2 separate regions of the Homo sapiens genome follow, and region 1 is linked to region 2. A link is a loop called in an ENCODE intact Hi-C map of the cell type or tissue named here. Cell type or tissue: PC-9. All regions are shown on one strand. Links, peaks and the distances in the headings refer to the core of each region. The heading gives the core; the rest is flanking DNA. Region 1 overlaps USP31 (ubiquitin specific peptidase 31). Region 2 holds the start of LOC124903663 (a long non-coding RNA gene).

The links. A loop is a pair of places that touch in the nucleus more often than their neighbours do. Peaks named below come from ENCODE experiments on the same cell type or tissue, not always from the same donor. Only the 100,000 strongest peaks of a DNase experiment are listed, where the experiment ranks them.
Region 1: a loop joins it to region 2, with 6 times the contacts of the local background. A loop is called at or near these places in 8 of 110 quality-filtered maps.

Annotation. Positions count from the first base shown.
Region 1 is chr16:23,055,764-23,067,345 of GRCh38, forward strand. It overlaps USP31 (ubiquitin specific peptidase 31), which reads right to left. Exons shown (of 16, transcript NM_020718.4): 16 at 5,643-11,582. Among named protein-coding and RNA genes, the nearest start is that of USP31, 88 kb to the right of the region's middle. In PC-9, for the core only: a CTCF peak has its summit at 5,161 (motif pointing left); a DNase peak (open chromatin) is centred at 5,118.
Region 2 is chr16:21,635,569-21,647,150 of GRCh38, forward strand. The region is part of intron 4 of METTL9 (methyltransferase 9, His-X-His N1(pi)-histidine); the gene reads left to right. IGSF6 (immunoglobulin superfamily member 6) reads right to left here. Exons shown (of 6, transcript NM_005849.4): 2 at 11,565-11,582; 3 at 8,722-8,828; 4 at 7,980-8,030; 5 at 7,506-7,586; 6 at 3,982-6,025. The coding sequence ends at 5,966. It overlaps LOC124903663 (a long non-coding RNA gene), which reads left to right and starts at 8,828. Exons shown (of 2, transcript XR_007065025.1): 1 at 8,828-9,608; 2 at 11,364-11,582. It also overlaps the pseudogene RNU6-1005P and the pseudogene RNU6-196P. RefSeq lists an enhancer at 9,978-10,157. In PC-9, for the core only: CTCF peaks have their summits at 5,343 (motif pointing left) and 5,542; DNase peaks (open chromatin) are centred at 3,303 and 5,283; H3K27ac peaks cover 2,621 bases.

The DNA.
Region 1 (11,582 bases), core at 1,584-9,583, 1.4 Mb after region 2:
AGGTAGGACTGGACAGGGCTTTTGAATGGGTTCGATGTAAGGAGGGAGTTGAGGGGAAAAGCAGCATCAAGGATGGATCCTTAGTTTCTGGACTGAGCAGCTGGACTGGATGTTGATGTCATTTACCAACACAGGAAGGCTGGGGTGTAGGAAGAGAGCAGAGAATCATGTTTTGTTGTGTATCTCCACATTGCTTTAATACCAACTTACCTCCACATTTCTGTTCCTTCTGGAAGCTGGTCCCAGCTAAGGTCAATTATTATTATTAATTATTATTAATTTCTGGACAGGTGAACTAGAAGATAAACTCCACATGACGAAGGGTTTTTTTTTTCCTGTCTGGTATGCTGATGTAACCCATGCCCAGGCCAGTGCTTGGCATAGCAGGTGATCCACAAATATGTGTTGAACGATTAAATTAATGCTCATTCTTATGTAAGATGACCTGAAGGCAGCAGAGTCTTAGAACAACTACAATCCAACTTTGAGTCCACTCAGTCCCTAGCTGCCGACCAGAAAACAGGATGAATTCTCTCTGGAGGCAAATATCATCAGCCAGAGCCTACACATTTTTTCCTACACACTGCCTAGCATTAATCAAAAAGCACAACAAGAAGTAGAACAAAACAAAAAAAACCAGACAATAGAAAGAAGTCCACATGTGACTAGATACTAGTGTTATCAGATCCAACCTTTAAAATAACTAATATGTTTAAGAAAATAGACAATCAAATGAAGAATTTAACCAGAGACCTAGAGTCTCTGAAGAGCTAATGCAAATTCTAGAATTGAAAACACCATAACCAAAATTAAGAATACAATTAGGTGGGTTTAACAGCAGATTAGACTTAGCTAAGATGGACAGAACTGGCAAATAAAAGCAGATGTCCAGTTAAATTAGAATTTTAGATTAACAACAAATAATTTTTCATATAAGTATGTTCATTCAAAATTTTGGACATGCACTAAAAAACTATTCACAATTTATCTAAAATTCAACTTTAATGAGATGTCCTTTATTTAATCTGGCAAGATTAGATAGAACTGAAAAGATTCATTCAGTAAAAGCTATCCAGACTGAGGTAAGGGGATCAAAAAGAATAGGAAATACAAAAAAGAGTGAAAGGAATATTTGAGACATGGTGGAAGTCTAAGATACATGAAATTGGAGTCTTAGAAGAGGGCAAAAAAAAAATGGGTCAGAAGCAATATTTAAAGCAATAACACCTGAGAAGTTTCCAAGTCTGATTTATGAAGTGAAGGATAAAAAAAAAAAAAAAACTCCATCCTAATAAAACTGATGGAAACCAAAGAGAAGCATCTTCAAAGCAGTCAGGAAAAAAAAAAAACAAAAAAACAAAAAAACCCAAACCACACATATCTTCAAATTAACAGCAATAAGACTGATAGCTGACTTATGAACATAAACAGTGAAAGGCAGAAGGCCATGGAATGAAAATGAAAGAAAGTAATTTCCAACCTAGGATTCTATTCCCAGTGAAAATGCCCTTCAAGAAGACCAAATAAAGGCATTTCCAATCAAATAAAACTGAGAGAATGTATCGCTGACACAGGCTTAAAAAGAAATAAGGGAGTTCTTCAGGCTGAAGGAGAATGATCTCAGGCAGAAGCAATCAAACACTGGATTGAAGGAGTGATGAGCAATGGAAAGTAAATATATCAGTAAATCTGAGTGAATATTGACTACTCAGGATTACTAATAAAGTTAGGTTAGATGGTGTGCATAGAATTAGAATGCAAGACAAACATAGCAAGTGGTGGAAATGGGTAAATGGAATTAGTGTCCTAAATAAAGCCCTTCAAGGGGTAAACAAATACAAATTTTTCCTAGAATCTTTTTTTTTTGAAGGGGGGATGGGGAAGAGAACGGAGTCTCGCTCTGTCACTCAGGCTGGAGCGCAGTGTCGTGATCTCGGCTCACTGCAACCTCCGCCTCCTGGGTTCAAGCGATTCTCCTGCCTCAGCCTCCCGAGTAGCTGGGATTACAGGTGCCCGCCACCACACCCGGCTAATTTTTGTATTTTTAGTAGAGACGGGGCTTTACCATGTTGGTCAGGCTGGTCTTGAACTCCTGACCTCAGGTGATCCACCTGCCTCAGCCTCCCAAAATCCTGGGATTACAGGCTTGAACCACCGTGCCTGGCCCTTTTCTTACAATCTTATAAATCAAAAGTGCGTGTTGAAATTACAAGGATAACCACAAAAGGAGAGTAAAAAAATAACAAACTGAGGAGAAAAATTAGAATAAAAAAAATGCTTTGTTCTGTGGGTTAAGAAGAAAAATTTTAAAAATTAAAAAAAATCCTTGATACATCTCAAAGAAAAGCAAGAAGAATAAATATAAAATAAGCAGGACAAATATCCAAGAAAGTTAAGATAGTACCAAAAAACCAAATACATTAGTGATTATATTAAATGTAAATAAACCAGGCATTCCAGTTAAGCCTCGTGATGATCATGTAGACACCGTTATCCACATTTTACAGGTGTGAAGAATTTGAGCTGTTGAGTAATCCGCCCAAGATTGTCCAGCTAGCAAGATTCGAACCCCGCAGCCTGCTCCTGGACCCTGAGCACGGTGCCTTTCCAAGCGTCTCCCTGTTCTCCAGCCACCCAGCACTGCTTTCGGTCAGCCCTTCCGCACACTCTACCCAGACTCCTGCAACCAGCTCCGAACCGGCTCTCTCATGACACATCTTGTCATGGTGACCATGCGAAGGTGCAAACTGGATCTCCTCTCCCCTAAATTAAAATCTCTTCCTGGATTTTCATTTACTACAGGACAAATGGAGCAGTTCATAAAAGGTCCCCCTAGATGGGATCTCCCGCCCCCTTCATCCAACGCTTCTTGCCTTCCTGCCCTACATTCCAGGAAGACTGGACTCAGGGTTTCCAGAGAGTGCAAGCAGTTTCCCCTGCCTGGAAAGTGTGAGTTATGGCCCACTGCCCCCTCCTCTGACCCCAGGAGGGTCGGCCCCTCCTCCTCATCACTATTGTTATCATTACAAATGGCTCCATTCAGCCAGCGCTTTCTCTGTGCCAGGCACTGTGCTGAAGGCTTTATAGGCATCATTCCCATCTAACTCTCACCACTCTATGATGCAAGTACCAGTATCCTCCATCTTCTGGATAGAAAGACTCAGGCAGATTACTAATTCAGCTAGTATGTATTTACTAAGTAACTGCTATAAGCTTGGCACCCTCTTAGATGCTGAGAAAAAGAGCAGTGAATAGAACAGGCAAACCTCCCCGCTCTCATGTAAGCTCACCCATCAGCTCACATATGACCTATGGTAGTTGTGATAAGTGATATGCAGAAAATAAAATAGGGAGTACGGACAGCGTGTGAAGCAGGTTGCAGTGTTCTAAAAAGGTAGTAAGGGAAGGCCTCAATAAGGTGATATGTGAGTAAAGATGTGGAGGAGATGAGGGAATGAGCCAGGCTGGCATCTCGGAGAAGAGCATTCTAGGGACGATGCCTTGAGAAAGAGCAGGGAATAAGTGGCAAACTTGCTGAAACGTTATCTGTTGGCCAACCTGACCTCCTGACTGGCAGGTGAGCCCCTCCAAGTGTGGTCATAACCCCAGCAGCTGGGCACACAGAAGACATTACTAAATGAAGGAACCTGGACTCCGATTCTGAGTGAAACAGTAAAGGGGCACCTTCCTCACCACAACTTTTGTGGACTTGGAACCCTGAGGCTGGTGCCATTCATCCTCAGTCCCCAGTGCACAATCCCCACACACTGTCCACTCCAGACTCTCGGAGAGGAAAGACGTATTACACCCTTTTCCCTGTGTCTCTGGAACTGGATCTGTGCACTGTGGGCCTCTCTGGAGTCCTCCTAAACAAAGGGAAGGCACAGGGGTGGTGTGCTGGAATGCAAGATCCCTGAGACCCCACCGGGGGCAGGGAGGCCTGATTCCAACTAGGCACTGCAGTCTCATTTGCACCATCTTCTCACGTTTCACAAGAAAAATGGAGCTGTTAAGACATCCAAAGAGCAAGTCAAACTGATATCAAATCCCTGAAAGCTCTAAGAAACGAGTGCAAGGCCATTGGGTTATATGGCATGCAAAAATGCACCACCAAGGGAGAGGACAGCCCTGTCCTCTGTGTATAGCAGGTGTTGGCAGAGGGTGAAAAACGTAGCTAAGACCAGACCAAACCAAGACCGAATTCCAGAGGGGTTTGCAGAAGGTAGACCCAACCCACCCAGCAAGGTGAAATCTACCAGATGACCCTCGTGGAGAAGCCTGAGAAAGGAACAGGGTCGCAGAGAGGAAACCTGAAGCATCCATCTGGGAGAACCCAGGAAGGAGTGAAGAGCAATGGAAAGTGAATGTATTAGTAAATCGAAGTGATTAACCGTTCAACGTTATGTTAGATGATGTACACAGAATTAGAACATATGACACAGAACCCAGCTGGGAGAAAGGGGATACTGGGGTGGGGGAGGACCTCAAGCTACATCCCACGGAGTCAGAGTGGCCTAGAATCACCCACGGGGCAGTTTAACACACAGGAACATGCAGCTCTGGGCAAGGGGTGTTATCACACCTTTGCTTTCTTCAGGAAGATTTACAGGGACCCGAAAAGTATTCAGAGAGACGTTGACCATTCAAGTATTGAAAGATAATCTTCCAAATCCTAAGGAGACAGGCAAAATGATCCTTAAATATCTGCATAACTATTAAATCTACATATTTTATGACATGTGAACACTTTGTGGCATAATGAAGCCTCTTGAATAATCAGCGTACTACATGGTTAAACTCTCTAACAGAACCTAAGCGAAATCTTACCATTTCAAATTAGAGAGCTTCAGAAGTGCTGTACCTAGCACGGCATGTGGTTCACACTTGTCAGGAACATCAACTCCCCCCACCCCAACCCTAAACCATAATGCTGTGCTTTAGGGAAACAAGATCTGTCCTGATCTGTACTCAACACTTTCCGGGAACAAATGATGGCTGGTGGCACTCCCCTAAACAGAAACCCCTGTTCACTGATACCGTATTCCCCAACTCATACTGAATAAACATTTCCACACTCAGAGGCTAACCACCTGCAGGCTGGACTTCTAAAATGCATAAGAGATCTTTAGTGCCCCCACGTGGCCATAGGTGATGTGACATCCTCAGTAGGGAGTTCTGTCCTGAAGGGTGGGAAAGACAGCTGGAAAAATGTTGTTTGTATCAAAAATATTAAATATCTAGGGTATGAGACAGCGCAGGAAGAATGGCCCCTTTTATACTGCTATTTCTTCCCATCATAAAAGTTTGGTAAGAGGGGGAAAATAATGCGAAATGTTGAAAATCTGTTGGATTGAACCAGAATGTGAGTTTTTGTCCAGTTCCATGGCCCAGGACAAACTGTCTCTAATCCGTCATGGAGGAAATGGGAAGAACCATCCCTGATTGTGAAAATTATACAAGCATGGATGTGATTTTTTGTTTTAAACTTTTACACAGAAAACATATGTATACATCTTTCTGTAACTTGTGTTTTAAACACTGCAATTTTAAGGCATTTTGTAAAGACTGATGCAGTACAATTATTATTATAGTCAACACCAAAAAGATATCAGTTGGCAAGGGGGAGAAAGGAGAAATGTGGCTTGAAGAGGACATCTTGTAATAAATTTATTGTATTTTGTTACATTTTCCACTTTTCTCTTAATTCCAACTGTATACTATATAATCAACGCTGTTTCAGAAATAAAACGTTTCAAACGTAAAAATATAAATTCTGCTTCTTAAAAGTGCATACACTTTGAATAATAAAACATACAAATAAATAACAGAAATCAGTGACACATCTCATGCACTTGTTCTAAAATAAATTTAAAATGTACGATACACTTTTCTTCCAGCCTCTAGGAAAGACATCCTGCCTTCCATATTACTGTACAACTGAAAATGAAAACGACACAGAAATCACTATCCACGGTGCATGAGTAATACCAAAGCACTTTGTGTACAGTGATGTGACATGCAGCTTTCAAGACAACTACAGAAATTCCAGTGTAAAAACTGAAGAGTTCAATCAAGAAACGACTTATGTCAATGAGGCTTAAATTCAATTTTAACCAGTGGTGAGAGGCACAGTTGGTGAGCAGACCTCTATGGAATGCAAACACGTATTTGAAAGGCCTACAAAGAGAACTCCAACTTCGGAAATACTGTAACTGCTTTTGCATTTGGTATGACACCACACCGTTTATAATAGCACCTAGGAAATTTCATATTGCATTTGGACGACTGCAACAGATATCATTATTCTGGATGGCCTTTCTAAAGAAACATTTCCAACTTGCATGTCTACTTGTATCTTCATTCCTTAAAATGTTGAAAACACCAGGTAAATTGTGGTGTTTTGTAGGCAGCATGAGGCTCGACAGAATGAAACCATCAGATTACTTCGAAGGTGTTGTAGTGCATTCAGCTCACCACAGATTAAAACTAAATTTTATTTGCCTCCACAGTTAACACAGAGTGCCAAATTCTGGGATGTGTATTACTTAATGGTAAAACAAACAAAAAACAAAACAAAACAAAAACACGAAAAAATAGCAATAAGGGTTTTTTTTTTTTAAAAAAAAGACACCAAAGAAAATGTTTCACATTCATTTTCAAACTAAAAAAAAGAATTCCTGAAACCACATTCTGGATAAGAACTATCCTAGAGAATGAGCAAAAGTAGGAAATTCAGCGGCAGCCTGGGGTTTGCTACTGTAATTCCTACAAAAAGGCAATAATTCTATCAAAAGCAGGGACAGGCTTTCCAAGGCTAGGAAGGTTGTTTCTTTTCTTCTTCGACAATTTCTAGCTCAGAGTGACTTCCCTATTCCCCCACGGGCCTGGGGAAAAGGTTCTGGGGACAGATGCAAACCCCGCGGGGACACTCAGCCTGCTCCAGCAACTAAGACCACCAATTTCCACCAGACTGGCGAGTGCTAGGCCATTCACAACATGGTCCAAGCTCCCCAACTGGGCCTTGAATCAGAAGGGCCCTTGTATTTCAAATGGGAGTTTGATATCAGTATCTCTCAATTCTTTTTATTCTTATTTTTTCTGCTTCTCCTACACAACTGAGGAATCAGTCACTCCTGAGTAATTCAAATGGCAGTGATTCTCGCCATAATTCTCAGTAAAGGGATGACGTATCATAGTGGTTCTCAATCTGTCTGCAAATTAGAAACACCCAGAAGCTTTTAAAATACATGGTAATTCCTGGATCCCACCCCTACATGAATTAGATCAAAAGCTAGGGACTGGGACCCAGGCACTGTATTTTTTAAAGTTCCCCAGCTGATTCTAGTTAATGTGGGTCTTCACTATCTCAGACAAGTCATTCAGAAGAGGCTTAAAAGAATCTTGAGGAAAATACATGTGTGAGATTCAAAAAAGTCTCTCAAATTTGCTGTGCACCCCTTCTCCCAAAAATTGGGAAACACTAAACAAATGTAAGATGGATCTAGAACCGAATCCACTGCACAACACTCCCAGAAATTCCATGGGCTTAGTCTAATTGTGATCAGTGGCTGGGAAGCCCCAAAGCTTTTCAAAATAGCTCTAAGTCTCTATAAAAGCATCTTTTAATTCTTAGCACTATTAGAAGCCACATTCTTTCCTTGTGACCAAAATAGAACCCTTGAAGATATAAAAAATTAAAATCTATAGAAAATGGCAGGTTATTTTTAGAACAAAACACTTTAGGAAAGTCTTCAGGCTAAATACAGTATGTACACCAATGATGTGTGTTCAACATATCCAATTCCACTTCTGCTTGCAAAATACTTTACAATCTCGCCAATGATCAGAAAAACAGCAGAGAAATATATGCAGAGCAAAACAAGAAATCGCATTCATGCTCTTCTACACAATGATGAGTAAGCCATATTTTGAAAATCACAAATTTAAAAATAGAGCTCCATAATTGTTGCCTTTTTTTTTTAAGACTTAACATTTCATGTCTATATGTTTTATTGTTTGCTTGCATAGGTAGTAAGAGCATGCTTTCTGAGTTATATGGAGGCCACGCACAATTGTTTTTACTTGGGGAAAAAAATGGTCATGCTCAAAATGCATCTGCAAAATACTTTGAAAGTTGATCAAAAGGCAGTGTGAGAGTGTTCATTTAAATAAAACCACTGGATTTCTCCCCAAACCATGTAGTAGAGTTTAACAATAATGTACCCTTTATGAAATGAAAGTTAAAGACAGCCTGCACAGTAACAGCTACTTTTTGTGTTCGTTTGTGATAGGTACTGGTTTGTCAGCAAAGTTTGCCTTTCTCAACTACAAATAATACAAAGTTCCACGCACCTCCAGAATACGTGTTTTATTGAAACTGTGCTTATGACTTGCATACTATTTCAAAAATCCAACCCAGAAACACTAGTTAAATCTTTGTATCCAATAATTATAATAACCTACATTGGAAACAATCACTTCGGCTGTTCAGTAATTTGTCCGAATGAAATGTAACGTCTGATGCCCCTCTATGTGAAATAAAGCACGCTTATTTCAAATAAATGAGCTTTGTTCACAGCTCTTCTCTGCTCCATTTTCCCTAAAGGCTGCCACTCTTGGTCCCTTTACATACTGTTGCTATTTTTTTCATGATAGTTATTTTAAGGGAATGACAATGTTCCCCTCAAATCCCACATCCGTCTCATACAAACATAAGATGACCCAATGTTAACGTAAAGTGACTGTGTAATGGATTTTCAACCCCTAAATAGTAGAGACAGCTCAGTCTGAAAAGGTGGATGGAAGAGTAAAATGTCTCTAAAGATGAAGGGCACTTTTGGTTTCCAGAAGGAACAGACTTGCTCAAGAGAACCACAAGCCTTAGCCGATTTGACCGGAATCCACGTGATCTCTTTTCCCAGGAGAACTGTCACTCCATTTAGGACACCATCACATCCCTTGCTTGATGGGCTGTGCTCCCAGGGCTCCTCAGCTACAGCAAATCCCTGAAGCTTTCAGTTTTGCCTCTGTGCTCAAAGAAGGCCCTCCATAAACGTTTGCAGAATGAATGATGAAAACAAGATTGCAAAAGCGTGTCAGGCAGCCTCACAGATAATTACAGTATTTTAGCACACCACAAATACTCCCACATCCGTTCCCACTGGTCCAGCATATTATTACTTACTTTCAGTTCAGCTGCTTTCAGGACGAGAAAATACAAAACGGATGGGAAATGGTCTAAGATGACTGGAGCCTAACGGTTTGAGTTTCCACATTATCTAAGGGATTACCAAGGCAAGATGTAGGGCTGTCTTAAGGAATGATACGGCCTCAGTGCAATGGATGTTTACAAGAAATCAAGAATAAAACTTTAAAAAGCAAACAAACATTACAGATACAACATTACTGTTGGTGATTATTTTGTGCCTACCAGGAGATGACTGCTCTAATCAGGCCCATCTAGATGTCAACGAGAAACCCAGGCCTATCATCCCTAGCAGATAATTTTTAACCCCAAAGCACATACACGCTCATTGTGCTAAATATTGCTGGGAAAATTAAAAAAAAAAAAAAAAAGAAAAGAAAGAAAGAAACCAACACCAAGTCCCCAACCCTACCAATGAACTAAATTGAATCAAGTAACTACTTTCCCACAAGATACTTCCCACCTCAAGGAGCACCTCCAAACTTTCGGGCCAAATAACCTTTCCTGTGGCCTAAAGTTGTACCTAGTAGTTGGAGATAATGAAATTTTCACTGTTTACCAACTATGGAAATAAAATAGCTTCATGATGTCTAGACAATGCCATGATACTTCCTGATTTTTTCTATTAAACCTGAAACAAGGACTAAACTCCATGACATACAGTTTATAGACACTGACATTTTATTCCAGATCCCATGGAAAACCAAAGGGATTTGTAGAAACGTTTTTCCTTTTTTTTTTTAAGTCACTAGACATCGTGGAAAATCCATTCCTAGATAACTCAAGAATAAAAATATTTACCACTGTGAAAATTAAACTAGTTTCTATTAATGCTTGACTACAGCAAAAAAGAAGTGTTATTAAAAACCTTTGTCTAATCAAACTATAATTGTTTCAGAGATTCAGATAGGAGACTTCAAATGAGATCTACCTATTAAACAAAAATGAGAGGTTTGAGTTAGACATTCAATTCCTGATATAGATGATCTCTTATTTGGTGCATCTTTTTCAGGAGATAAAAGCGATACAGAAAAACGAGAGCGGTGGCTACACACTGATGGGGCTGTGATGTGCTGGGCTGAACGCAATGACAGCATCGAAGGCAGCCAGTTGCCGCAGATGTACTGAGCAGATGAGAGTGGTACTGCTTTGAGAACCCACCAAAATCTGAACAGTAAAACCAGGACAGCGAGTGAAGAAGTGAGTACAGGGCTGAGTGCAATGGACAACAGGCTCACAGTCAATGAATCACATGGAGCACTGTGGTAACTTTCACAAGGCTAAATGTCTAAATCTTAAATACTGCCAAGGGTCTAAAATTCCAGCTACCCTCAACAGTAAGTGGTCTCCAGACTTGCAAGTTACCGGCTAATGCGCAAATTAGCAGCAAAATAAAGTTAAGTAACGTACTAAAAACTTTTCCCAAGAGATATTCTTGGGGGGAAAAAAGAAAAAAAAAGTAGTGCAGAATTCACAGCTATGCATGCATATGTGTTGTAGTTAATTCACACACAGCAATACTGAAAAGGGAGGTTATATATGGATCTGTGCACCAAGGGTTCAAGAAGAACTTGAAGAGTCTGACGAAAAACGCTAATATTTAAAAGCACATAAACTTAGCATGCTGTATTTACTGGCAAAGTGACAAATGCTATTCAGAGAGAATCAAGACCTTCACTCTCTTGACATTTAAAAAAAAAAGAAAAGCTAAAAATTGAGCAGGAAAGTATTGCCAGGAGACCTTGAAAAAGCTTGCAAAACTATATACTTTGCTTATCTGTGAGGTTTTTTTTGGTGAGGTTCTCCTTTGTAAGAAATGCAATTTGCACTGACACGGCCAGATGGAACACACTCCAAAACCTGCTTGTGAGTTCTGGGCATGAGATGAAATCTTAAGAACAAAGAAGAAATAATAAATGAGTTACTGAAAGGCAGCCCTAACAGAGACTGACAGACAGGATCTGAAGTGCATATGTAACACTTGATCACACAACGCTTCAACATACCACCATTGGCTTTTGGCAGAAGGCAACTTCTTTCCTCTCCAAGCTACAAGATGAGGGAACATGAGCCCACAGACACAGGGCATCGTGGAGCTTCCCACCTCTAACGGAAAAATGCAACACCTGACAAGGAAAATGATGTCCAGTCTTTCACCCAGTTTAGAATCTAGAAGTTTTTTCCAGGAATCTGTCAAAGGTGTTAACTGCTCTACTACAGTGCAAAATTCCAAGAGCCTTAGCTAGTAATTTCAGAAGGAAAAAAAATTAAACGAGTGACTGGCTTTCTGGCTATCCAATCTGCCACTTCCTAGGACCTATCCCAAGAGTCAAGACAGGTTTTGGTGCACATGTCACCACAGATAGGAAGGTGGTGA
Region 2 (11,582 bases), core at 1,211-9,210:
GCAGGATAGTATTGTAATTTCTACTTCCCTCAGGTGGCCATTTTTCCCCATCAGAGAGAGAATATTGGGGCTAGGCCATAGTGCAGAAAAAAATGAGCCGCTTCTTTTTCAGGGTTTGTGGGTCAAATTGGTCCCAGTGGCTTAGGATGCATTTCAAGGGTGAGCCTGTTGATGCCTGTTTCCCATCTGAAAGACAAAACCGCCTGTGTTTTTGGTTTGTTTTGTTTCTCCCCCTGCCCAAGAACCTGCAGCAGTCCCCGGACCCTGCTAATTGGAATAGTTGCGCTCACCGAAGCAGCAGCAGAAACGGTAGTTTTCCTCCCAGACCACAAGGAGGACTGAGGAAGGCCGGATTTAGTGGCCCTTACTGACGCATTCTCGAAAACCTGCACCCTTGCCTGTCCTCGTAGACCACAAAGACTGAGAAAAATTGGATTTAGTGGCCTTTACTGATGCATTCTCAAAAACCTGTTAGAGTCCTAAGCATTCTCCTGTTAGTATTGGGACCTTACCTGTGTCCTATAAAGATGTTGTGCCTCAAAAATGAAGTGGAGGGCCATACCCTGAGGGAGGGAAGGGATCTCCAGGGTTGGAAGAGTGACACCTTTTGTCCTCACTTATATGAATAGGAAGGATACAATTTCTGAGGCTCCCCATATCCTAGCTTCAGGAATAGCATTTGTTAGGCCTGCTTTTCTAAGGAGGGATCCTAAAATTCCAGAGTTCCCCCTATGACGGGGCTTTGGGCAAAAATTATGTCTTTCTGATTGGTGAGCCCAGGTGCCTAAAGAAGGGAGTAGACTCCTGGAGTTTATACTAGAAATCATCCTCATAGGAGAAACTGGAAAAGCACCAGAGACAGGGAGTGATTTTGAGAAGTGGGACTAGCCTCAGAGACTCCAAGAGGTGAGAGGAAGTTTGTCTGACAGGCGTTAGGACCCAGGAGGCAAGGGTCAGGGTAGATAGAATAGATGGGCTAGTCTCGCTTGGGCGACATTGAGAGTTCTGCTCATGGCCGCAGGGTCAACCAACTTCTTGTTGGGACCCCGGAGCTGAATGGCTTTCCTCTCTGTCGACCCTCGGTTCAGCCCAGAAGTACTGGAAAGGCGGAAGCTGGTTCCAGGCCAACCACCGCTCCCAACTCTGAAGAGTCGGGGGTTGTTAGCCCTTTCCCAGAAAGCCTGACACCCATGTCTTTAGCCCGGTGGCTGCGCTAATCACTTTTAACTGGCTGACAGGTGCCCAGTATTTAGCCCCCGAACTCTAAGGAAAAATAGGACAGAATAGCAAGTGAAAAGGGTCCGATGGTACTTACCGCTTGGCGATAGGCGATAGTCTCACCACTTGGCGATAGGTGATAGTCCCATCTGGGTCGCCAAAATGTGTCTGGAATTGGTGGGTTCTTGGTCTCGCTGACTTCAGGAGTGAAGCTGCAGACCTTTGCAGTGAGTATTACAGCTCTTAAAGGTGGCACGGACCCAAAGAGTGAGCAGCAGCAAGATTTATTGCGAAGAGTGAAAAAACAAAGCTTCCACAGTATGGAAGGGGACCCGAGCGGGTTGCTGCTGCTGGCTCTGTTGGCCTGCTTTTATTCCCTTATCTGGCCCCACCAACATCCTGCTGATTGGTCCATTTTACAGAGAGCTGATTGGTCCATTTTACAGAGCACTGATTCGTCCGTTTTGACAGAGCGCTGATTTGTGTGTTTACAAACCTTTAGCTAGACACAGAGTGCTGATTGGTGCGTTTAGAATCCTTTAGCTAGACACAAGTTCTCCAAGTCTGCTACCCGGCTAGCTAGACACAGAGCGCTGATTGGTGTATTTATAAACCATTAGCTAGACACAGAGCACTGATTGGTGCGTTTACAAACCTTTAAGTAGACACAGAGTGCTGATTGGTGCATTTACAAACCTTTAGCTAGACAGAAAAGTTCTCCAGGTCCCCACCCGACTCAGAAGCCCAGCCAGCTTCACCTCTCAATGGCACTGGCTGCGGGACTTTGTGGCACCTAGCCTGGGCACTCCAGCAGCCCAGAGGGAGCTTGTCCCCTGATTAAGCCCAGCAGGCACCAGCCAGTGGCACCGAGTGCTGGGCCTGCTGAGCCCGTACACACCCGGAACCTGTGCTGGCCCGCGTGCGCTGCGCGCAGCCCGGCTCCTGCCCGTGCCTCTCCCTCCACACTTCCCCGCGAGCAGAGAGCCAGTCCGGCCTCGGCCAGCCACAGAGAGGGGTCCCCACAGCACAGCGGCGGGCTGAAGTGCTCCTTGAGTGCGGTCAGAGCGGACACCGAGGCCGAGGAGGCGCTGAGAGCGAGCGAGGGCTGCTAGCACATTGTCACCTCTCAATAAGCCACTCAGTCTATGGTAATTTGTTTTTGCAGCTCGAAGTAAAACAAGTTGTTTCAGTATTAATTCTTTTTTAATTGTCATAGGAAACCCAAATCTAAACAGAAAGTTACAGCTTAGGCTGGGTGCGGTGGCTTATGCCTGTAATCCTAGCATTTTGGGAGGCCAAGGTGGGCAGATCACCTGAGGTCAGGAGTTTGAGACCAGCCTGGCCAACAGAGTGAAACCCCATCTCTACTAAAAATACAAAAATTAGCCAGGCATGGTGGCAGATGCCTATAATCCCAGCTACTCAGGAGGCTGAGGCAGGAGAATCACTTGAACCCTGGAGGCAGAGGTTGCAGTGAGCCGAGATCACGCCATTGTACTCCAGCCTGAGCGTCAAGAGCAAAACTCCATCTCAAGAAGAAAGAAAAAGTTGCAGTTTAATTCTTTTCTGGATGCTCAGATAGCAGGACAATTAGTACTGTTGGGGTTTGTTGAATGGTCTTTATGGAAAGGGGTGAAGCTTCATGGTGAGGGACTGAAGTATGCTACATATCTCAATTTAAATGCTGAAGGAACATTTTTCTATAGAAACATTGTTCAATTGCATTTATAGAAGGCATTTGAGGGCCTACTGTGTACCAAGTGGAAATATAAAGATAAATGAGAATCACGCTTTTGCTCTTAAAACACAGAATAGTACACAATATAGATAGAAACAGATAATGGCAGGAAATTGTGGTAAGAAATATGTCAAACTAAGTACTGAAGAATTAGAGACGAATAGATCTGTTAGCCTGTGGGTGAGTTAGGGAAGGTTTCATGTTGAGGTGAGCTGTGTTTGTAGTCTGAAGCATTTTACCAGGCTGAGGGGAACAGCATGTGCAAAAGCATGAAGGTGTGAGTAAGGTTTGTGTGGGGGTGGAGCAAGTTCAGTATGACCCGAGGATAGTTTGCAAAAGAGGCCTTTGATTGTATAGTGTAGCACTCAGTAAATAGTGTTGGCGCCTGAAATCAATGACTGTACATCCCAAACTAATCTCAAAGCTATTTCCTTTTGGTGTGGGTTTGGTTTTGTTGTTAATTTTGAAATATACTTTTGAACACTGAAATCTCTGAAACTGCTAAGATCTCTAGAAGTGTAATTGGGAAAGAAACTTGCTTGTAGCTTTAACAAAATAAGAAACTCTTCCCAAATAAAACTTATTTTGAAGTTTGAAAATATATACTTTTGGTGAGATAGATGAATAAATGAATGAATACTGTGTATACACCAGATATTCTTATATAAGACCTAGAGGAATGGAACTCTTTGCGAAAGTATATTCCGTATTTCAGCTTCAAAATCAATCTTTGAAACACGGTCCTTGCTTACATGGGAAAGGCATATTGTGAGTCAAATACTAGTTTATCTGAGGGATTTTGTCTCCTGGTTAGACAATGAACAGTGTATTTTCAGTCCTGGAATTCAGTACCAAAATGTAATGACTCCCAGAAATGAAAAGCAAATGATCGAATTCAACACTTCTGTTCATTTCGATGGTATTAGTGCTTGCCCTTTTTTGCAGTCTGGCTTAGAAGCTCATTACTTTACCTGAGCTAGTGGTCTCAGAGTGGGGAAGTACACACTGCAGAGTACACAAGACAGTTTATTTTGGAATATGGCAGGAAAGTATTAGCATTTTTTATTTATATTGCTGCTTATGCCATTGTTTAATTTGTTTTTGTGTATAAGGTACAAAGGTACATTTTCATGCATATACCGTATACAAAACACATGTGGCCCCACACATATACACATGTGCACTCACGTGTACACACAGATACACACAAAAAAATGAGGTTCCATGCTGCCTCCTTTCCCCTGCCCATTTTTCTGGGCACATAGGATCAGGAAAGTTTGATATCACTGATTTAAACCATCAATGCAAAAACACTTTCAAAGGAATCTTAAAATATTTAACAATTCTAAGTTTTATAAAGAATACACCTTAGGCAATACCAGTTTAAAAGAAACACTTTATTTTATTTATTTATTTATTTATTTATTTATTTTTGAGACAGTCTTGCTCTGTCACCTAGGCTGGGGTGCAGTGGCGTGATCTCAGCTCACTGCAACCTCCGCATCCTGGGTTCAAGTGATCTCCTGCCTCAGCCTCCCAAATAGCTGGGATTACAGGTGTGTGCCACCAAACCCCGCTAAATTTTTTTGTATTTTTAGTAGAGACGGGTTTCATCATGTTGTTCAGGCTGGTCTCGAACTCCTGATCTCATGATTCACCTGCCTCAGCCTCCCAAAGTGTTGGGATTACAGGCGTGAGCCACCACACCCGGCCTAAAAGAGACACTTTAATGAAATAAACATAGTAGGTTGTAAGGTTGTAATTTGTGTCTAATAATGAATGCATACTTATGGGCACTTTAGATTTTTTTATACCAAAGTAGCTTTCAAAGGACAATTTATATCATGTTTTCTTAGTGAAGTGGTAATGAATTCCATAAATATCCTTGTACCATGCCTCCTATCTGACATTTCCCTCCTAAATTGGTTAAAAATCAGTATTATAGACTGTGCGCGGTGGCTCACGCCTGTAATCCCAGCACTTTGGGAGGCCATTTCAGGCAGATCATCTGAGGTCTTGAGTTTGAGACCAGCCTGGCCAACATGGTGAAACCCCGTCTCTACTAAAAATACAAAAAAAAAAAAAAAAAAAAATTAGCCGGGCGTGGTGGTGCGTACCTGTAATCCCAGCTACTTGGGAAACTGAGGCAGAAGAATGGCATGAACCCGGGAGGTGGAGGTTGTAGTGAGCCGAGATTGCACCACTGCACTCCACCCTGGGCAACAGAACGAGACTCTGTCTCAAAAAAAAAAAAAAAAGAAAAGAAAAAAAATCAGTATTACAAACGTGCTTGTAAAGTAGATGTGTTGCCCACATCTTCCCTGGTGCTGTTATTTGGCACAACACTGACATCTAGAGTCCGTTGTGGCTTATTTGTTCTGAAGTTACCTCTGTTTAACCTTCAGCTTTGGATTTTCTGTATTTTGGCTTTTATGGTCTTACTCTAGCCACTATATTATTCTCATTTTGCTGATAGCATGATGTAAGTTACTTTGCATACCCTGGCAGGCAAATGTGCGTTACCCCACTGCCCCATTACAACATCAGAGGAAATAACTTTACTAAGGTGCTTTTCAAAATGAATGTCTCTAACTCAAATTTTGTCACGTTGTCCCTCCCAACTTATTTTAATTGTGCCATGATTTCCACAAACCATAAAGGTGATTCTTCCACTCAAGACTGAGGCACATGGTTTGGCTTCAGATCTTCAGGATGGCAGTCATCACACATCTCATGTTGAATGAAACAGACTCAGGATACAAGTTTAAAATAGAATTTTTTTTCTTGGCAAATTTGGAAGGTATTTTTCAGTTGCATTTTGTTGGGTTTTAGTATTTTGGTAATGACTATTAGTTATAGTTTCCTTACATTCTGACATCCTTCTTTGTAGCCAGTTGTCTTTTCAGTTTACCTTTATTTTTTTTTAAGACCTGATGATATATGTTCATTAACACTGCCATAGCTCCTGGAGTTGGATTTTCAGTGACTTCATTGAAAATTAAAACGTTTCTATGGCCTTTCATAGTTGGAAAGTACTCTTCTGTTTTCATAAGTGTTGTTATCTTTCTCCTGCAATAATAAATAAATAGAAAGCCATGTTTAAGGTTATGTAACCAATGAAGCCAACTGCCAAGGAACATGCAAACCACTGGGCCATCTTGGATTCTGGGTCCTAAGTGTCCATATGGTAATCTTAAAGGCCAGATTACCGTTTTCCCCATCCGTATTTAGAGTAGGATGTGGGAACTGAAAAATACTTTTTTTTTTTGTTTGGATGCTACTGTCAAAATCGTGGCTGGGAGCTTTACAATTCTCACTTCTAAGACTGCTTTCAGGCCACATACCTCGGCCTTGTTGTTGAAAACATGTCCCAGCCTCAGAAAGAAAAATGATTTGTAATTACTCAGCATGGCATCTTAGTAATTAGACCACCTATCTTTATGTATTCATATATACACTGTAGGATGAAACGACTACTTAGACAATATTCTTTCCTTGGCAAAAATCCTTTGTGAAAGTTAGATTTTTAGCGCTTGCTTTGGCAGCACATACACTAAAATTGGAACAATATAGAGAAGATTAGCATGGCCCCTGGGCAAGGATGACACACAAGTTCGTGAAGCGTTCCATATTTTTTTAAAAAGAAAACAATTAAAGTAAAAGTTGGACTTAAAAAAATCGCCTTATTTCAGTCTCCTGATGCATTTGCCCTCTTGGCTGCTGTTTAAGAGGAAAATATCTTTACTAGTTTATCAGTTCAGCTTATTTTGTGCTCGCTTTGGCAGCACTTACACTAAAATTGGAATGATACAGAGAAGATTAGCATGGCCCCTACACAAAGATGACATGCAAATTTGTGAAGCATTCCATAAATTTTAAAAAATAAATAAAAATAAATTAACCTTATTTTGTATACATTTTAGCTTATTTGAGCTATCTCATCATGCATCATGGAAACAAAGTATCTGTTCTATTGGCATTAAGATAATATTTTGTTTGAAGAACCTGTTTATATAAGACTTTAAAGGAATACTTTCAGGATGTATTATAGATATACATGTATTCTTTTCAGTTCAACTCCAGACACTGGAGAAATACTTGTTTTTTAATATCATTAGCTGCATCTTTTCTAATGTGAATTTATTTTTGCCTTATAAGTAACAAGTAATTTTTTTTCATAATTTGACCCACAAACATTTGCAGTATCTACTGAACGCCTACCACTGCATGCAGGATACTGTACAGAGTAGCTTTTAATCTATCCTTTTAAAGCATCATTGTCTGTATTGAAAACATTGCTCGTGTCTAATGTGTTTCTGAAAGTTTCCATGTCACTAAGATGCCAGCCTGGGGCTATTTAATATTGTATCAGATGTCTTTTGTTATGTATTTATTAAAACAGGTTCTATATAAAAATACATTCTTGTGAAAGTTCTCTTTCAGACTCTTCTGAAGGAAAACATGGTTCTTGACAGCTCCTTGGCAGCTTAGTTTTTTCAAACGTGCTTTATATCTGTATTTACATTTTTTTTTGACATTTTACACTTACAGATTGCTGATTTGTTTCCACATGTCTCTTATGGTATAGTTCTTGAGCAATTTCCTGAAAAATACGCCGAGCACTCTTCTTCTATAAAGACAAATGAGAAAAAAAAATTCTCTTTTGGGAATATAAGCGATGATAACGACGCATCATCAGAACTTTTCTTGCTCTATTGCCACCGGTCCCAAAAACTACCCCCTCCCCCAACACATATGTGCCTACAGTTAACTCTTTTGTATTTGAGAACTTTAAATATAATTTATGGTTGAGAACTGTCCAATTTAAGTCACAGTTTACCCCTTGAGATTATTTTGTCATTGAGTTTCTCAACAATAGGAAATAGTGTCTGCAGTTGAAAGTTACCTTGATATTCTGTTTAAACTTAACATTTAAATATTTAAAAGCTAAAAAATATTTCAGTTTTGAAATCGTTACAACCAGCCACAATTTAAAAAATATTTTTCAAGTGTTGGTCTGTACCTTTTGTGAGTCTTCTTTTATTTCTTTGTTTCTTAGAGGGTTGGATTTTGACTGCCAAGAAGAGAAGGAAAGTCTATGAAACATTTTATGTACTCATAACAATGGTGGCAGATATCTCATGCCCTAATAAGATTAAACTAACTTAATATTTAAGTGATATACAATGAGACTTAATTTTTACATCATTTTTGAGATGCTTTTACTCCATTAAAAACTAATTGAACAAACTGACGTTGATTGTAGGATTTATAGTAATCCTAACACAATGGTATACATCTCCCTTCTTATACACATAGCCAAAAGGTATTCTTTTTTAATAACTTTAGCCCTTTTTGAAGATTTTAAGGCGGCTTTTAGTTTCTTCATCAACCCATTTTTGTTCTTAAAGACTGTTCTTAAGGCTTTCGTAGATAACAGTAATATCTCGCCCTCCACCTGCCCACACCTCACCCCTACAGCAGAAAGATAGCATAGTGGATGGCTCTCTTCTTAATCCCATGCTACTGGGCTTTAAAGAGAAAACAGCAAACTATGTCCCCTGGCTAATAATTTCAGTGATGAGAATGTATGATGCCTTCTTCCAAAGACCTCTTCTGCAGGTGGTGTTCCCTGCAGATGCACAGGAAAATGTTAATTAGGGAGCTCTTGCTGAGGCCCATAACTTGTGGAGAGATAGAAATTATTTTTCTTTTGATAATATTCAAGGATATAGGGACATTCCATGCAAGAGGATTTGACTTACTTTGGAGAGGAGTATGAAGGCCACGCACACACCGGTCACATAGACAGAGAGCAGTGATACAAGAGCTGTCAGGAAGCTCCGCAGTTCCTTGCTGAGCAGCTTAATTTCTTAATGACAAAAACAGAAAGAAGCACATTGACTATTAAAGCCTATTCTTTCAAATACATGTGTAAAGTATCCTTCACACTGCGTTTTAGAGGTGAAACGTGAACTTACTCTGCTTGCCTATTCGTATAAAAACTAGACCTCAAAAGGTACTCAAGTATGTAATAGTTAAAGCCAGTTCATCAGTTCTTTAAATGTGTTAAACCAAAAATGTTACTCGTTTTTAAACATTAAAAAAATTCAACCAACCATTTGTCATATTGCTAAGCATCACTTTTTAGATAAAGGATTATTTGAAGTTAGATAAACATTTCCAGACAGTTTGTTCAAGGGCATCTAAAATCTCTTTTGGTAGAAACGGTTTACCAGTATCATCAAGAGTCTGCCTATGTGGTTAAGATATTTTCATATGTATTTGTTAAGGGTGATATTTATAGCCTTGGAACTAGTACACATAGCTGAAGAGTCCCATCTGTGAAAGAACCTGGGAAGGCCATACATTGAGGAGCGCAGTGCTCACTGCGTGCTTGAAAGACAGGCACTTTTGCCAAATGTGCTCTTCTTTCTTTATGATAAAATTCTGGAAATAGAGTTATTGAATCCATTTTCACATTCGGAATTTCTCTCTCCTTGCAGAAATTGTCTTGTGCTCTGGGTAGGGATTAAGTAACATGCCATGTCTTCAATTACCTGACTATTTGGAGTACAAAATACAATTAGATTTGTACTTACTGTCTGAATAGCCTGTACTTTCCAACTAAATATCCCATAGATGAGACTGAGTGTGATGGCTCATGCCTGTAATCCCAGCACTTTGAGAGGCCGAGGTGGGCAGATCACTTGAGATCAGGAGTTTGACACCAGCCTGGCCAACATGGCGAAACCCCATCTCTACTAAAAATACCAAAATTAGCTGGGCGTGGTCGCACATGCCTGTAATCCCAGCTACTCAGGAGGTTGAGGCAGGAGAATCGCTTGAACCCGGAAGGTGGAGGTTGGTTGCAGTGAGCTGAGATCACGCCACGGCACTCCAGCCCGGGCGACAGAGCAAGACTCTTGTCTTAAAAAAAAAGAAAGAAAAATCCCATAGATGCTTATCCTGTGAATGCAGTTTATGCAGCATACATTTTTATTTGTGAAACTAACAAATTAACCACATCTATACAACTAAAATAAAAAAGCTTCAGTGTGAAAATAGGAGTTCTGTAGAAGAGACAGGAAGTTGCCATGTCTGCCTTAACACTTTCAATTCTGCCTTTCACTTTCACTTCACTTTATATAAGCCTTGCAGCTTTGAGACCTTCATCTTTTTACAAGCCATTTTTCCCTTTGACTAACATGTTTTTAGAAGGCTAATGCAGTGAGACATACAAATCTCTAAAGCTGTGTGTGTTTTCATATCAGTAGCTAACATTTGTTATTTGCTATATGCCAGGCACTATTAAAAATGCTTTAAGTGCCTTAACTTATTTATAATTTAGCTGACAGATGAGAATAAACTAAGGTTAAATGACATTTGAATATCAAAAGCCCATTAGAACCCTCGTAGTTTAAAAGCACAGGTTATAATACTGGATGGTCTCCCTTCCTCAGAGTCCTATTTTGAAATCGAAGGGCTGGTTGATTTTGAGTTCATGTTTTAACAATCTCTGCTCATCATACCAGGGTCCTTCCTAAGGGAAGAGACCCCAACAAGGCGAGGAGTTGCTGCTGTTCTCTTTTTTCCTTCAGAATCATGTAAAGCTTTTTCTCTGAAATTCCCCCTTTTTTTTTCTCGGGAATGTCTTAATCTCAGTTTACTCAAGGGAATGACTTGGTGAAATTACTGATAGGATTTAGCTATGTTTGATGTCCTCGCTCGGCTGAGGAATTGTCATGGGTTTTATCAAATCTCAGGAAGTGAGAGTCATCACTTTCCGTTCACTGATGTCCAGGCAGAATGGGAAGGGTCAGGGATCCCTGAGTAGCTTCTCTCCAAATCTGTGCTTATTCTCCATGTTGCATAGTTTCTGTGGGTCCAATTTATTGATCTTTTACACTTCTCTAGTGCTTTGTTCTAGGTGGTGCATTACCAGACTAGTTCCTGAGAAAGCTGATAGTTACTCACCACAAGGTTCCCTTTGGACATGGTACTTTACACTAAATCACTGTAATATACAAAAGAGGTGAACATGGTTGGTTAAACATCACCATGTAGGGAGAATAGAGCACCCAGCAAATCACTGACTTTGTGTTAGTGGATGTTCGAGATGGATTGGAGTAGTTCTTTTGTTTTTCTGAGATGGAGTCTTGCTTTGTTGCCCAGACTGGAGTGCAGTAGTGCGATCTCGGTTCACTGCAACCTTCGCCTCCTGGGTTACAAGCGATTCTCCTGCCTCAACCTCCCAAGCAGCTGGGACTACAGGTGCATGCCACCATGCGCGGCTAATTTTTGTATTTTGAGTAGAGATGGGGTTTCACCATGTTGGCCAGGCTAGTCTTGAACTCCTGACCTCAAGTGATTCGTCCACCTCAGCCTCAAAGTGCTGGGATTACAGGTGTGAGCCACCACGCCCAGCCAGTTGGAGTAGTTCTTTAGTCCAAACCTCATGGTGACTTGTGTTCAGATCACACCCATCACTGGCTAGGGTATTAACTTAGCAAATTTATCTCCTGATTTCTACATGTGAGTGAGGTAATGATTTTACAGGCCTGAACAAGATGCAATGATGCACTGAAATAAAGCCTCGCTGACTGACCTCTTACCACCAGTGTGG